Regions from separate parts of the Homo sapiens genome. Here region 1 is linked to region 2. Evidence: read pairs that join two places in POLR2A ChIA-PET (ENCODE). Cell type or tissue: MCF 10A. All regions are shown on one strand. Each heading gives the region's core, and the rest is flanking DNA. Links, peaks and the distances in the headings are about the cores only.

The links. Peaks named below come from ENCODE experiments on the same cell type or tissue, not always from the same donor. Only the 100,000 strongest peaks of a DNase experiment are listed, where the experiment ranks them.
Region 1: POLR2A ChIA-PET joins it to region 2 with 21 read pairs; 2 of 35 experiments call an interaction of 5 or more read pairs at or near these places.

Annotation. Positions count from the first base shown.
Region 1 is chr13:40,142,490-40,150,824 of GRCh38, forward strand. The region is part of intron 1 of LOC124903162; the gene reads right to left. Among named protein-coding and RNA genes, the nearest start is that of LINC00332, 35 kb to the right of the region's middle. In MCF 10A, for the core only: a CTCF peak has its summit at 3,771 (motif pointing left); DNase peaks (open chromatin) are centred at 3,772 and 7,242.
Region 2 is chr13:40,055,438-40,063,772 of GRCh38, forward strand. It overlaps LOC105370171 (a long non-coding RNA gene), which reads left to right and starts at 8,132. Exons shown (of 2, transcript XR_941894.2): 1 at 8,132-8,213. RefSeq lists enhancers at 3,636-3,825, 5,072-5,201. In MCF 10A, for the core only: no CTCF peak of the experiment used is centred there; DNase peaks (open chromatin) are centred at 3,554, 4,314, 5,054 and 6,224.

The DNA of each region.
Region 1 (8,335 bases), core at 266-8,265, 87 kb after region 2:
ACCCAAAACACTGGCCTTCTGCCTGTGCCTTCAGCTCCCCAGCTCTTCCCTACCTCAGGACCTTTGCACTTGCCAGTCCCTGCTGGAATGTTCTTTCCTCACCTCGGCTTAACTGTCACCTCCTCAGAAATACTTTCCTTGACTACATTATATAAAGTAAACTTTATGCCCTAGTTTCTCTCTCTCTCTCTCTCTCATCCTCTTGTTTCATTCCTTCACAGCACTCCTCTAATTTGAAATTAGGTTGTTTATTTATTTGTTTATTATCTCTCCTGACTAGAATGTAAATGCCGTAAAAGAAGAAATCCGGTTTTACATCCCAGTGCCTTATACATAGAAAGCACTCAATAAACATTGAATGAATGAATGATATTAGCATAATCATTTAAGATTCTTAATGAGAGGAGAAAAAAAACTTTTCTTGATTTCCAAGTAGGGAGAGATGAGGAAATAAAGCAGAAAATGGAAGAATTGTTCACTGCCAATTAGCTTGAGATTGAAACAACCAGAAAAGCAAAAATCTGAATGCGTCATTATAAAATGCAAACAAAGGCAGTTTGCAAATAGGCATGGGATGATGTCCTCATGAAGCAGATGGATTATAAAGTACCGAGGATGACTACCTCCTACCCCTCAAGACCTGTGCCCAGCTCCTGCATATAAGGACAGCATGACTTTTCAGCCCTTCCTAAGAACCCTTCAGCCAGAAACACTTCAAATGAGAGTACAAGAGTCTCGCTGACACCAAGCGCCAGCAAGTCCTTGTCATGTACAGCATCTGGGCAGAAGTAAGAACATCTGTTCCCAGCATGAACCTTATTAGCTTCATCATTTGGCTTTCAACCAAAAAAATGTACAATTATGATACATGGGCTTAATGGGTGGCAAGGTAGCAACTAATGCTCTGCAGCAGATGAGCTCAGGAGCAGGCGTGGCTATGGGGGTAGCGGCCATGCAGCGGGGGCAAGACACACCTAGCAGCAACAGCTCCATTACCTGGAGGCAACCTTGCAGCAACCGCAGGTTCTAGAGACAGAGGACAACTGGGGACTGGAAAGAAGAGAGAGTGAGAAAAAGGAGGGAGAACGGAAGAGGAGGAGAGAGGAGAGAAGGGGAGAAAGTGAATGAGAGGCATGAGAGTGAAGCCATAAAGACCCCACCCAGACATAAAAGTGAGGGTGAGGGAGCGGGGCAGACAAAGTAGCTCTGCCTGGCACATGGTAGAGCAGGATGTCCCACACACTAAAGCAGGGCCGCCTGGGTCTGCACCTCATCTCCACCACTTCCCTGATGTGTGCACTCAGGCAAGCTGCCTCGTCGCTTTGTGCCTTAGTTCTCTCAACCCCTGAGAGGGGAAAATCACAGCACCTACCTCAGAGGGTTGATGTGAGGGGTAAGTGTGTTACTCTGCATAAGGCACTTGAGCAGTACTTGACATGGAGCAAGCTGCCATCATCGCATCATCATCATCATCATCATCACTACTACTACTATCATCATTACTTGTAAGACTGATTTAAATACTCCTTATATACTTGCATATACTCCTTACAGCATGATGAGCTAGGTACCAGTATTATCCCCACATCGCGCAGCAAGCGTGTGGAAGTGAAAAGCTGGGCCTTAGCAATCTGCCTCTGGAGCCCGTGCTCCTTACCATCTCCCAGGCAGGACTCAACAGCCTCCCTAAGAATTGCCCTTGAGCTTGTCACTGCCATAATAAAAACAACAGAAGCAGCACAGACTAAAGCTTATGTCTGGGTTTGTTACATGGAAGGCCAAGAGCAATCTCCTTCCCTGGGCCTCCTTATTACAGGTAGCACTCCCTGCACCTAAGGAAGCAGGATTGAAATTAAGGAGACGTGGGTTTGAATCCCAGCTCCACACTCAAGAGCAGTGGGCATGCCTGCGGAGGTAAATGGCTGCCTCCTGCGCCTGCTGCTCTCTGCTGGAACCAGAATGAGACACCCCTAGGTCTGTGGTGAGGATTCAGCAGGGCTGTGGAAGTAGAGCTCTCCCAGTGTCTGGCAGTCAGCATATCATAGATCTAGCATCAGTACAAGACAGCGTGTTCCCTGTGAAAGCTGAGAAATGCTGGGAAGGGGAGACAGGAAGATAAAAGCAGGAGGACGGAGGGAAGCTTCAGCAGACGGCAGACAAGGAAGCAGCATCAGAGCGGGTGATGAGGTGGGAATGAAGGCTGTGGGAATGGAGGTCGCAGTGGAGTGAGGTGGGCTCTAGAGAAACAGGGAAGAGCTGGCCTCCTGGGAGCGAAGAACCCTGCTCACCTCAGCACCCCAGGTCTCTCCCAATTACATTATGGGTGTTCCTGATAGCAAAATAAAGTTTCAACCAAAGGCTGAATTATGTGCAAAATTCTCTATATAAGAGGTCAGGGGTTTACACCTCTTAAGAGGGCTTCTTACAAAATTGTTAAAATGTTATAGAAGGTACGTAAAGTGGGGGTATGTTACTAACATCCAAAACAAAGCAGATTATGAAGAAAGGTTCATAGTCAATGGATTCTAATAAAACTGAGGAGTTGCTGTTTGTATTTATGTATGGTCCTTCATCCTGGAAGATGCCTTCTTGGTGTTCTAGTCACCTGGGTGCTGGCATATGAATAACTGTTTAATCCTGGGCAAGTTGCCTAACCTCTCTGAGCCTCAAGTTTTTTCCATCTGTGAAAGAAGTATGAGAATAGAGCCTACCTCATAGGTGGATGTAAACATTAAACAAGAGAACGCGTGGGAAGAGGTCACATGATGCCTAGCATGTGGTGTGAACGCACCAACGTGAGCTCATAGGATTACTGCTGTTTGCATTATCATGTGGCAATGGCACAAGACAAAGTGCTGCGATGTGGCTTCAGAGTCGACACATCTAATTTCTGGAAATTAGTCAAGGAAAGCAGTCAATAACATTAACACCTCCCTCTGCCTCTCGCACCATCTGCACCAATCACAAGTCCTCTCAGCTCCACTTTATGAGAACTTCTATCTTCCACTCTGTTTCCTTCCTTCTCACTCACTGACCTCATTTGGTTTTCATCTGCCATGGGGTCTACCTCAACCAACTGCAAGGGCCTCTGCAGACATTCTTCCCTCTACTCCATTTAGTCCATTCTTCATACAGAAGCTGTGTAGCCCCTTTTTGAAGTCTCAGTTTATATTAAAATTTGATTCATCCACTTTTAAAAATTCTACTGCATAGTATAACCCCATTTGTTTTACTTTTTAAAAACCATATTTAAGTTACTTACCATTTGGTTAAATTGACACTCCCAAAACTTCCCAAACCTTCTCCAGCCAGCTCTGTAGCTAGTGCGTGTTAGGGGCTCAGCAAATGTTTGTGGACTTACACCACAGATGTAAAGAAATTTCCTAAGTAGAAATTCACATGCAAACATGATAATGACTGGGAAGTGAGGAGGGTGAGGTGATGCCTGTATTATTTCTTAATTTCCCAAGTATAGGGACAAGTATTTTCTAAGAGTCTTATAATTTAATACATATTTTTAAGATAAAATGTATGTGGGAGGATTACCTAGACACACACATAGCAGAGCATCCTTTGCTTGCTACCTGTGTCTGCTGTTTGCAAACACCATTGCTATTTCTGAGCAATGTTTCTTCACCAGGAAAGAACAGGTCCCCCAGACTCTGACAGATCACATGCTGCCCAAGGATACAACATTAAAGAACAATGACCACTGAAGTCAGGAGAAAATGCAATCATGCCCCTCCCAGGATCAAGCAACTGTCACACCCTACTCCTGCCATCTTGAGTCAGAAGGAATAAATGCAGGACGAGCTTGGGACTCTGATGTTGCCTACTTCCCTGCATCTCGGGATTTTTGCTCTTCTTGGGATTCTCGTCGGTAACACAAAATGAATAGTCCACCACTACCTGCTCAAAGCAGTGGACTGGCTCAGTCATGATTTGCTAGCAGTTTCAAAACACAAAACGATATTGCTGAGACTGACTGCCAAGAAGCAGGGTTTATCCTGTATCTCTTCTCCCCCGTGGGTGAGAAAAGAGAGCATCAGGTTTGTGGGATCCAAAGTTGCAAGCAGTGATTTATTTACTCTTAGCAACCATGGCTGAAGCTTAGTGACATCTGTAAGCTGAACATTCTCATCAAGTGTGTGTTTTATTGAACCGTTTGCCCTCAGGGTGCTGCAGGCTTAGTTGACATCCTGCTTGAAGCTGACAACTCACACTCCACCATCCACTGACAAGAGGCTGGGCTCCAGCTATGCACAGGCACACACGGCACTCCTATTCTGCATCTAGTTTTTGTGGCTCCTCATCACCAGGTAACAGCGTCTCACAAACCTCTTAGTCATCACTCCCCTTCTCAGAGTGCCAGTGCCTCAAGGAAGATGCTTTTCCTTTTCTTGAAAGCACCGTTTTCCGCTTTTTTCAGTTTCATTTCCTGTTTGCAGTTTAAGAGCCAACAAGGCAGATGGATGAAGTATCAGCATGACTGAGAGGGAAAAACCATGCAGGGCGCTCCCTGCATAGCGCCCGCCACAGCCCAGGCCTCCTGCAGATGATCCTGGAGATAGGTGAACGCTAGCCATGCTCACTTCTGCCATGCAGCACACGACTCCAAAACAGAGACGCATGACAACTTCCTCAGTTCTGGCAGATTCTTTCAGGATCCGGGGCTGTAAGACTGTTACTCAGGTCTCAATAACACACAAAAACCAAAAACAAGCTATCCAACAAAAAAGATGATTAAGAGGAAAAGCACTGGAGTGGGATAACCGTGAATTTATATCCTAGTTCTTGCATCAACTAGCTGAGGGGCCCTGGGCAAGTTATTTGACCTCTTGGCATTTCAGTTTTCTTGTCTAAAAAAGAGAGGGTATAATTGTACAAAGCTCATATAATTTATGGTAAGGATTACATGAGATAATTCATGAGAGTTCATGTAAATTCATAGCATAATACCTGATACCTAGTAAGTGCTTAATAAATATTATGTGACAGGGAGAGGAACACCACACACTGGGGCCTGTCGGGCGGGTGAGGGGAAAGGGGAGGGAGAGCATTAGGACAAATACTTAATGCATGCGGGGCTTAAAACCTAGAAGACGGGTTAATAGGTGTAGCAAACCACCATGGTACATGTATACCTATGTAACAAACCTGCACATTCTGCACATGTATCCCAGAACTTAAACTAAAATTTTAAAAAAAGAAAATATCAAAAAAATTATGTGTCATTAGTCTTAGTACCTTGTTTCAAAATTATCAGTCAAGAAATGCACACAGATGGGACATATTTCAGATTATTTCCATTGTCACTCAACTTTCAGCATATATAATCACTTACACAGAAAAGGCCCTTATCCCTTCCTTGTTTTCCCTCGCCCACTCCATGCCCAATGTGCCTGCTCTCACCTCTGACTCCTGTGCTGATTCCAGGGCCATGGGCAGTCTTGACCTTCATTCTTCCCTAGAAAGTACCTTAAGGGCAGGGACCATAGCCTTCCTAGCTTTTTATTCTTTTTAGTGTCTGGGTCTTCAACTAGGAGGACCTTCCCACTCTTTTCTGAGTAGAATGCTTGCCTTAACTCTGGCAACTTAAAAAATGAACTATTGATTTCATGAGCTGAGATCTTTGAAGATTTTCAAAGTCTCAGAACCACTTCCCAGTCAGAGAAGTTCAAAGAATGAATTCATCGACTGGCTTATTCTGCTCAGACATCATTTCCACTTCAGTCAGGAGAGGCTGGGGAAAGGTTGCTCACTGGGGAGCTTTCACCTCTTCACAGACTGTCTGATATCAGAGGAAGGGAACTTCCCCATAGTGTTCCCACGTCAGAACACTTGAATACCATGAACATAAAACTCTCCCTCCTGACGGGCCCTGAGTGGACCCAATTCTTGCTCTTACAGCGAGGGACCCTGTGGCATGGAGCAGTAAACTGTGTTGTGCCACAGGACCCTGTGTGGGGAAGCCTGGTGCCACATCCTGGAAACTGTTTTCTTTCTGCATTGAGATGTATGGGATCCTGTTAAGGCAGAATCAAAGCTTACGCTAGCTTCTCTAGGGAGGTCTCACTCCCTGTGCTTCATGACTCCTTCCAGATTCTCTTCCTTCCTTATGTATTACAACAAATTATAATTTATCCTCAGGTTTTAAAGGTGGATCTGGTGCTACCTAAATGTCAAGTAATGTCATTAATGTCAATTAATGATGATGTAGAGTCCTTACACCAGCACAAGAAAGCCAATGAACAAGTAAGAGTTAAGAAAACTCCCCACAGCACATTAATTAAGAAAGCCAGGCTATGTAAAATGTTATTTTGAAAGAAGCCATTTTCTGCAGTGACATAAAATTTCATAGGCTGTTCTGGGCCTCCAGATAGGACCCATGTAATAAGGCATCTCTGCCAAACCAGCCAGAAAACAGGGAAGTGAGACAGCCATGGGTCAGAACCCATAGATATAGGAATGGAAAACTCCAGAGAGCCCTCCTCTAAGATGTAAAGCCACCAATCGACAGACAGCCTGCCATATACAGGAAAGCTGTCAGTCATCTTTACTAAATAGGGAGGATACAACTTCCCTCCCCTCCAGGCCATAGAAAACTCAAATTCTTTACAAGTGTTTTTGAGATTCACATACAAAATTATCAATGACACCATCAAAATGGATGCCTGCAGATCTTACAAACAAACTAGAAGCTAGCCTCATGGTTGCTCAGAAATGAGGGCATTTAGGCAAAGCTGGGAACTGAAGATTTGAGCAGGTGTGGGTCAGACCCTGGTGCTCAAAATAAATATTCTGCCCCAGAAGCTCTGGACTGGAAGGGAGGGACCCAAGTTCTCTGAAAGGACAACAGTGCCACAGCCAAACAGCTCAAGCAGTTTGCTGTCAATTAACCACCCCCTGTGTAATTTCAGGAAAATTTATTCTGTAAATTACAGACATTTTTGACACTTAACTCAGCAAAAAACAGTTGTCCAACAATGATTTTATGTCCAAATAAACCTGTCATCTTTATTCTTGGCCTTTTCCTTCCCTCGTACAGAAAATAAAAAGGATCCAGATATTTTCCAAGAGAAAATAAACTCCTAAAGCTGAAAGATTTGAGTTTTCAAGTTTGGTTAAAATGCTGAGTCCAAAAAGGGGGTTCTCAAGTTGGCACAGTGCTTCCCTCCCACATCCCTACTTAATCACCACCAACTCCAGAGGCTGTGACTCAGAGAATGTGTGAGCCCAAGCCTCGTCTCATAAACACAGCATTTCCAGGCCCCATGTTCTCCATTCTTTGCTAGCACAGTGCAACTCAGGGTCAGGGCAAATAAGGTAAGAAGACCATTTGAGTTCAACTTCTGAAGCTGTTCTTTTCTCTGCTAAAGTTTAGGTAGAAGCCAAAAGAGCTGTTTTCTCTATTGTCTCAAACTAAACTGCTGACAACAAAGAAGTATGAGCACTTGGCAGAATTTCAAACTCCAACAATAAGCAAACTGCACGAGGAGATTGTTTTGTGTTGCTTTTCTGTGGCTCTCCTTTTTCTACCGTGGGATGTTCCAGAAAGCTGTGGGCACTCTGTCCGTGCCCACTCCCAGCAGCTCACGGAGCACATCCAGGAATAGGTGGACTCCCTCCCCTAGGATGGGCCCACTGCTGACCCACCTGCTCCAGGAACTGTGATTGGAATACATTATCGAGATTTATGAGAGTCAAGAATAACTGAAAACCCTAGTAGGAGTGGAGAGGCATGAGGTAGAATTGAGAAGCTGCCACCTCCCCTTTTTTTTTTTTTTTTTTTTTGAGACAGAGTCTCTCTCTGTCACCCAGGCTGGAGTGCAGTGGCGTGATCTCAGCTCACCACAACCTCTGCCTCCCGGGTTCAAGCGATTCTCCTGCCTCAGCCTCCCAAGTAGCTGGGATTACAGGTGCCTACCACCACACCTGGCTAATTTGTTTGTATTTTCAGTAGAGACAGAGTTTCACTATCTTGGTCAGGCTGGTCTCAAACTCCTGACCTCAGGTAATCCACCCACCTTGGCCTCCCAAAGTGCTGGGATTACAGGCATGAGGCACTGCACCTGACCTCCCCTCTCTTTTTTTAACCTCCATTTTTCTCTCGATGTCTAGGGCTGTAATGGTTTGTTTCTACCCGCAACATTCATTCACTCAACATTACACCTTCCTTCCACCCTCCCTCCTCTGTTTCCCCCATGACCCAGGTCTTTTCCTTTACCTGTCTTCTACCAGATCTTCCTATGGTGTGCACCATTTCCTTTGGGCTCTGTCATCACTCCGTGACAACCAGGTTATCTGAGAGAATAATTTCTGCTAATGTGCCAAG
Region 2 (8,335 bases), core at 129-8,128:
GTCATCTTCCAAGCTCTCTTTCAATCCCCATCACTGGCTGGAATGAAGGATCTGAGGCACTGGGGATGGTGGAACCACAATATAGAAAGAGCCTGGATCTCTGAAACACTGTGTGGAAGGCTGTTTGCCAAGGACTCACCTTACGTTGTTCTTTAATCAAAAACTAAACTTTGTTCTAAGCCAATGAAATTGGGGATTTAGCCATCACTGGAGTTAGCTCAGGGTTAATTAGAATGGCAGGCTGTGGTGTGCCAGGAACACTTTCCCCTTTCCCACTTCCAGGGCTAAGATTTCCCTACACTAATAGTAATTAACAAGAAGGTTCTTTTCCTGACTTCTCCACTTCTTTGCTCTTCATACTTTCCCTTTGGCATTTTCCCAATAATGTCTCTTTTGAAACACCTGTCAATCCATCTGAGATCAAGTCTTGGTTTTCTTCTTACAGAGGCTACTACTGCTACCAGCTGAGCTCAGGAGTGAGGGAAATGAGAGGAGGGTGGTGGGAAGGGAAGAGATGATGGGACTTGTGTCCCCTTGGGGGCTTCCACATTCTTCCTCTTTTCCATTCCAGGACTACCTGAGTCATACCAAGTCCTGGCTTTTAGTGCTCTACTGAGATCAGGAGGGAGGCAAAGTTGCAAAAGTGGCCTCTGGACTTCTGGAAAGGACAGAGCCAGTGACTTGCAGCATAAAGGGTTTTGGGACCACACAGAAAACCAAATCCTATTGTGCTTGTGAAAAGGTGGTGATTGACAAAGGGCCTCAAGAGGTCTCACCTGTAATTCTCTCTCTTTTCATTCCCTTTATGTTCCCTAGGGTTGTGCCAATGAATAATTGCCATTGCCATTCTTCCAAGGAGAATCAATTACTGTATCAATGGTAGCTGGCTGTTGCCTGCAAAATCTCTGGAATTTAGGTCATGGCAGTATTCTAGTTCTATTTCATTAAGAGGAAACTTGCTTGAGAAACATCACCAATATGAACATCTTATTGCCTTTTTTGTTGTATTCTTGGATATGTACAAATTCAGGATTCAGAATGGGGTAAGTCCATTTCCAAGTGTTTGTGTGAGCACACATGCAAATGCATGGGTGGGTTCCTATTCCCTTCAACATCAAGTGGTCTAGACTGGCACCTGAAAACTGCATCCTGGGGACTGAAACCTAGTTGATTATGGATCTCTAGAAGTATTTGAAGAGTCAGAAGTCCTTATTATTGTCATTTCTATGTCACAACTAGAGCAACATGGACTCAGCGTGAACCCTGCCTCCAACACTTAGGAGCTGTGTAATTTTTGGCCTAGTACTCAACCTCTCTGTGCTCCAGTTTCCTCTTCTGAAATATGGGAATTGTAATGATACCTACTTGATAAGAGTTATATGAGCATAATATAAGATAAATACGAACCCCTGAACACATGCTGTAGTAGTATCCCCTAATTTATATTAGCCAATGTTATTAATAATTATAAAAAGAAGACTGCATTTTCCATGGATTTTAGGTCATGGAAATATTGCATATAAATCTAGGGGATTACTATATCCATTATGAAATATCTCTGAAATCTCTTTCATTTGAATAATCTATGAATCTCTTCCAGAATATCTTCTGACATAAAATAACCGGCATTCACTTACCTACCTCACTAAGCTCTTGTTCCGGTCAAATCAGTGATACATGCAGTTCTCCTGGCCTACATCTTGGCTTCTGTCCCATACTGAAAAGAGAATAACCTTCCTGAGAGGCGAGTTTCACCATGCCCCCATCCCTGCTGGAAATGCATTAATGGCTTTTCTTCTCTAACACAATAATGAGGAGCTCCCAAGGTGGTCTCTGTGGCCCCAAGCCCACTTGTCTAGCCCTGCCACATGCCCAAAGCACTCACAACTCCAGGAATTTTGTGGCATGCCTTTATGTCTATTCACTGTTCCCTTGGGCTTGTATGCTGATCTCCATCCCCACCCATGCCCACACCCACTCTGCCTTCACCACAGGCAAGAATATTTTAATATCATTAGCATTTTCTTCAAGGATTCATTTTGAGCATCCCCTTTGTTTTGAAGCTGTTTGCCAATCCTATCCCCTAAGTAGAATTGGCACCTGCTTCTCCAGGTCCTCACTGGATTCCTCTATGCATCTGTCACAGCACTTAGAACTCTTCATCGCACTGTTTGTTAGCATGACTATCCCTGTTATTCTCCTTGTATCCACAGTGCCTAACATAGCACCTAGCAGGCTTCAGATTGAACCACAGGAGATTTCTGTCTTTATAGATATTTCCAATTTCATGTGGTTCCACTTGGAGTGGGGTGCTTAGTAAATATCTGCTGAATGAATGAATGAATAAAGTTCCACTCCTGCTGACCTACTGTCTGACAAGGCTCTTAAATGACACCATAATTTTCAGTAATACTTGTTTACCTGCCTGAATGTACATGTCAATCACCTTTTCATTTTCCAAAAGAATTTTGTTAAAAATTTAAGTTATATCTATAGGTTTTTATAAGAAAATGACAGAGACAGTTTATTAATATTCTCAGACAAAGAGAAGTTATGAAGCATTGTTTAAGACAACGTCAAAGAATTCAAAAAGCTCCATAGATGTAATGCTTTTCCCTTACTGAACAAGTGTGAAACATTGTAAGAATTACTAATTTGGCCAGGCGTGGTTGCTCATGCCTGTAATCCCAGCACTTTGGGAGGCCAAGGCAGGTGGATCACCTGAGGTCGGGAGTTCAAGACCAGCCTGACCAACATGGAGAAACCCCATCTCTACTAAAAGTGCAAAATTAGCTGGGTGTGGTGGCGCATGCCTGTAATCCCAGCTACTCAGGAGGCTGAGGCAGGAGAATTGCTGGAACCTGGGAGACAGAGGTTGCAGTGAGACGAGATCGTGCCATTGCACTGCAGCCTGGGTAACAAGAGCAAAACTCTGTCTCAAAAAAAAAAAAAAAAAGAATTACTAATTTATTCAATATATCATAATCAATCAATTTATTCTCTAGAAGCCAAATAGTTGTCTTATTTCCCATTCTCACCCCCTGACCCGGCCATCTACTCTTCTATAAATGGTTATTGTGGTTACAAAATTGGTTCCAAATGCAATGAACAAGCATGTAGCAAACAATACATACAAGATGTTTATGTCTCTCATTTCACAATACCAAGGAATAAACCAAACTACCCATTAATGATGAGATCTACTCTAATCAAAGAAGCAAAAATGGAACATATCAGAGGTATTGGGGTTTTCAATAACTGAGGTATAAGATGTCAGCTTATGACCAACTTTGTACTAAGGACCAGCTCTCTGAGATGGGACCTGACTCAACCAAAGTCAAGAAGCCATATCCCTTCTCTGATGATGAGTAGCCAGAAGCCTCAACCACAAGTGGACTGTATGACAAAATCAACAAACACAAATTCAAATGCTTACAGAGGCCAGACACACAATGGAAAGAGGTGAGGAAGGCTAAATATGAGGCACTAGACAGTGGTGAGGCACGTGGCAAAGCATCCTGTGAACAGGCAGCAGCCATTTAGTTCTAATAGCATTACCATTCTGGGCCTCTGTAGTCAGTGTTGCCAGATTTTAGAATTTTTAGAAGTTAGAAATCTAGATGTTTATGTGAAATTTCCTGGTTTTTGAAACAGTACATTTTGTACATTACACAACAGCACATTTTGTACATTATACAAAACATGACTAAAACCGAGATCCGACCTTGGGCCATCAGTTGCAACTCCTACATGAAACTGTAATCTATGATGCCTCTGAATACAAGGTAGTCAGAAAATGAAAGGAGTTCTATGTTCAGAATAGTCAGAGAAAACTCTAATTTTAAATACATTCACGTATCATTCCTGAAAATATTCTGACACATGCTGGAACACATGTCCCAAGTTTTAATCTGGAAAAGATAGCTTTGATACCTCCAGTTACCATTTTGAACCTCTTTAGAAGTTAATAGTAGTCCCACAAGGCCAAGAAAGAAAGAAGAAACAAGCCTAAATACGAAAAGGTGGAAAGCAGGTTTGAGCTAGACAGTATGTTTATTTTAGAGAATAAGGAACGTTAAAACTGTTTGAAACTTTCCAACTCTCCGTGTATTTCTTTTTCTTTCACTTGCTCATGTATTTCAAATATTAAATGCTTTTCCTCTGTTATTAAGAAAGTGTGTTTGAGTCATACTCAGAGGTCTAACCCATGATGATGACACCACATTCATTAGACAACTTCTATTCCTTTCTAAAAGTTTCGATCCAATATTAGCAGAACCTGAAAGCCTTCCAACTCACTAACCAACAGATGGCATGACCAACTTTCCCAAGAGACACGCAGCAGCACACAGGTACACACCTTCCCAGTGAGAGAATGCAAGGTTCAGCTCAGGTGTTAGACACTCAGAGAACACTTAATCAAACAACAAAACGGGTGGCAGCAGGGAGAAGAGGAAAGGTTCATTCCCTCTTCAGCTCCCACCCCCGGTTAGAAGTCCAGGGCATTTAAGGTCTACCACATTTCCATGTAGGGGTGGAAACATTATCTTTCCCTTGAAAGAAACATAGCCTTTGAACAGGAAATGGAGGGTCATCAGTTCGGGTTGGAACACACATAGAATAATAATGACACTACCTTTGCTGGTGTCAAATGTAAATTTGTTCAATAGTCCAGTGGAACAGTAACAAGGCACTTCTTCAGATGCCACCTGCTATTGAGTGTAGAAAATAACAACAAAAAAAATACCCTGTCGACTCACCCAAGTCAGATAATTACACGGACTGCAAAACATTCAGGCACGGAGCTCTGGAAACCTTTTAGGGGGTCCTTTATCATGCCCTGCCTTTTCCAGAATGAGACTAATTTGCTCCTATTTCAGCCAGCTCCAGCAAAGAGAGCGGGTAAAGGAGAGAAAAGAGAATGAATTGTCAGCATTATTGAAAAGATTCATGGTTAGTCACACTCACTCCAGGCAAGTTCCTTGCCAGACACCACACCACTCATTAGCAGACCTGAGAACTGGCGTGCCTCCCACAGCTGAGCAACAGCCTTGGGCCTGGCAGGTCCCCAGGGACCCACAAAGCCCTATGTTCTCCCACACCCTGCAATGAGAAAGACCAGTTTGGGCAGGCCTGGGTGCAATTGGCTCCCCAGATGCTAAGTAAATCTGTTCTATGCCCTGTGCTGCTTCAAATATAATTATTCAGGTGCTCAGCTGGTGTGGAAATCAAGGTAGCATCTCTTCAGGGTACACTGATGCAGTTACCTGATGGGGCTGCCATTTTCTCCCCAGGTTCCCTTCGGAAGACCCAAGAGATGGTCGTGTCTACAGTTTGTCAGCCTGTATGTCCTCATTTCCAGCTACAGCTGTGAGCTGCTGATCTTCCTGGAGCTGGAAACATTTATTTCCCTTGTGTAATACCAGCAATTTTAACTTAGATTTACAGTGCTTACCACTGAACCATTTGGGGCATTAAAGACTAATTCAATTCATTTGCAAGAGACAGGGTGGGCTGTAGGAATCATTGATGTCAATATCCACAGCAATGGGGAAACTGAGTCTGGGAGGCAAAAGGACTTGCTCAAAAGTGTAGAACAAAGAAGAGAAGCCAGGTCTTTGCTTTTCTATTCAGTCTCATCCCATTTCTTGGAGCTACTATCTCACAGAAAAAAAAAATACCATTTCTAGTTAGGACAGCAAACCGGTTACTCTTTACTGTATGAAAACACCATTCTCAGAATCACAACTCCCTAAAGTTCAGTCAAAACTTCCCAAAAAAAGCTGGCTTCTGTTAGAATGAGCTGCGCCCTCCACTGGGATCTGAAAGCAAAGGACAAGGACTAAGTCTTTGTAAACAATCACAACAGACACTGACCATGGTGAACATCATCCCATACGTCAGAGTAACATGCCCTCACATGGGTTCTGATGGAGAAGAACAGCTCCCCCATGCTGAGCTCTGCCATCCCTAGCATCAAAAGTACCATATAGCTGGATGCCAAAGCTGGTACTATTTGGTACATACTGATATGCATATTAGCTTGGATTTATGACACCTAGAAAAAGTGATCCTGGCCCTAAAATAAAATTCAAGTCCAAGAACGATCATTAACAATGTAAGTATGACTCAAAGCACTCAGACTACATGTCTTCACTTGGACTACATGTCTTCAGGTTGAAGACGCTTCACCCTGGCTTTGCAACAGAGTCACCATGATGACCCAGGCAAGTGTGGGATGTGTGGTAAGGGCTTGGGAAAATTCCTGTGGGTTTTTAGAGTTTTCATAATTCCCTGAAAGGCTGCTAGACCCAACTGCTTCTAAAGGAAGCATGTGGGCAAACTCAGAGATATGGGTGAAGGACATTCTGTGTCAATGGACACCGAGTACTGGGCCAAGAGGCCCCTGCTTATCTGTGTTCGTAGTTGGTCTACAAAAGAGTCACAGCTTCCCTCTTCCTCCTTAGCAGGGGGAAGTGGGCCTGAGGGAATGTGGATCAGCCCAGCCAGTGCCTGTTAACAAGGTGGCCTGAGGAGTGGGTACTGCCCCCTTGTCTTGTATCAGTCCTCCAGTCTCTGCCATTGGTTGTGCTCCTGAGTGAAAAGAGGCAGAGCCTAGGACAGGAGATAAAGTTAAAGGAACTCTTCACTCGATCCTAGAAGGATTTTGCTTATGAGTTGCTCAGATCTCCTACAGCCTCCCCCACCCTCACGGGTGCTAGGCTGGTAGTCAGTATTACTACTCTTGACCATGGCACCCAGCTTAACTCTATCATTGGCACTGCAAATATGCCCTGGACTACCTCCGGAAGTGTCTTGGGTGCATGCCAAGAAAACATCCCTCACCTTCTCACCTCCTATTTTTGCATTATTTGCTTTCAGAAGGGAAGTGATAAAAATGGATAATAGCCACTAATTTTTGAACAATTTTTCCAGGTACCACTCTAAGTGCTTTAAGTGTGTTGATTCTGTTAGTCCTCTCCACAACCCCATGAGGAAATAGTCTCCTCATTTGCACATGAGGGAACTGAAACACAGGGAATTAGGTAACCTACAGTAGCCGTGCAGCTAGGAAGTGGCAGAGCTGAGATTTGAACCCAGAGCCCCATGTGTCCAGCCACTATACTGGTTAAGAAATGATGATATGATTCCGTGTAGACACAGGTTCTGTGTATCCAATGTACTTGAGAGTATTGGGGAGCATTTCTCCCTCTTCAGTGACATGAGGACACATCTATAAAGGCAAAGGCAATTTGAGAAAATAAGGCCAAGGGCATAAAGGTCAAGAAGAAGGGCTTTGTGATCAGTTGGCTTAAGTCCTATCTTGTCACTTACTAGCGATATGACCCTGGGCAGGCTGCTCAGTCTCCTGCAGCCTCATTTTTCTCATCTCTAAAATGGGGTTAATAGGACGCTTAGCTCACAGGATTCTTGAGAGACCAACAGGAATGGATCCATGAAAACAGCAGCTGGCCAACAGTAAATGCCGAGTAAATGGTGGTTTCAATTATTATTAAATATGGTGAGGTAACGAGCAGTTAGGATAAGATGAAGTTGAAGAAAAGATTCCAGGTCGACATTATCTTCTTAGTTGTCAAATTTGTCATAGAGACTTATGAACCATAAGTAAGAAATTTCTCTTAAAATGGTAATCTTGGAAAATAGCTCCCTTTCCTCTGCTTGCTGCTGTCACTACTTCTGCTTCTTCTCTTCTCCCCAGGATTTGGTAAATAATTCAGTTATCATGTCACAGCTCAACCTGGCAGCTCCACTCTGAGCTTCAGCCACAGCTATGCCCACTTCTCTGTGGGTTTGTGGGAAAGGTGCCCCTGGGCAACTGTGGCAAAGGATTCAGTCACTCGTGTGAGTGCTCGGGAGCAGGCACAGCTCTGCCCCATCCCTTCCAATCAGCATCATCTGCACCGTGGCTGTTCCTCACAGCTTGGCAACGTGCTGGCAGGTCGCTGGCTGGGAGCCTGCATTCTTCACAGAGGTCCTGTCATTATAATAACCATATTTTCTCTTGTGGTGAAGAGTAATTGAATTAAATTGGGCAGCATTTGATCCTGACCATACAAATTGCCTGATCCAATTGAGGCCTCTGTGAGGTCACAGGCAGGAAGGAGCAGAGCAGTGAGACAGATGTCCTCGTCCCGTGGGCCTGGCTGTTGGGTTCTTCTATCAGTGCACACCCAGAGACCCTCCTCTTCCATGTAAAACTCTCTGCAGGGAGACGGGGTTCTGCAGGCTGGGGAGAGGAGGAGGGGAGTCCCCAGGCATGTGGGGAGCACAGAAGAGCTGGCAGAAAGCAAAGTGTGACAGATACTATGAGCCA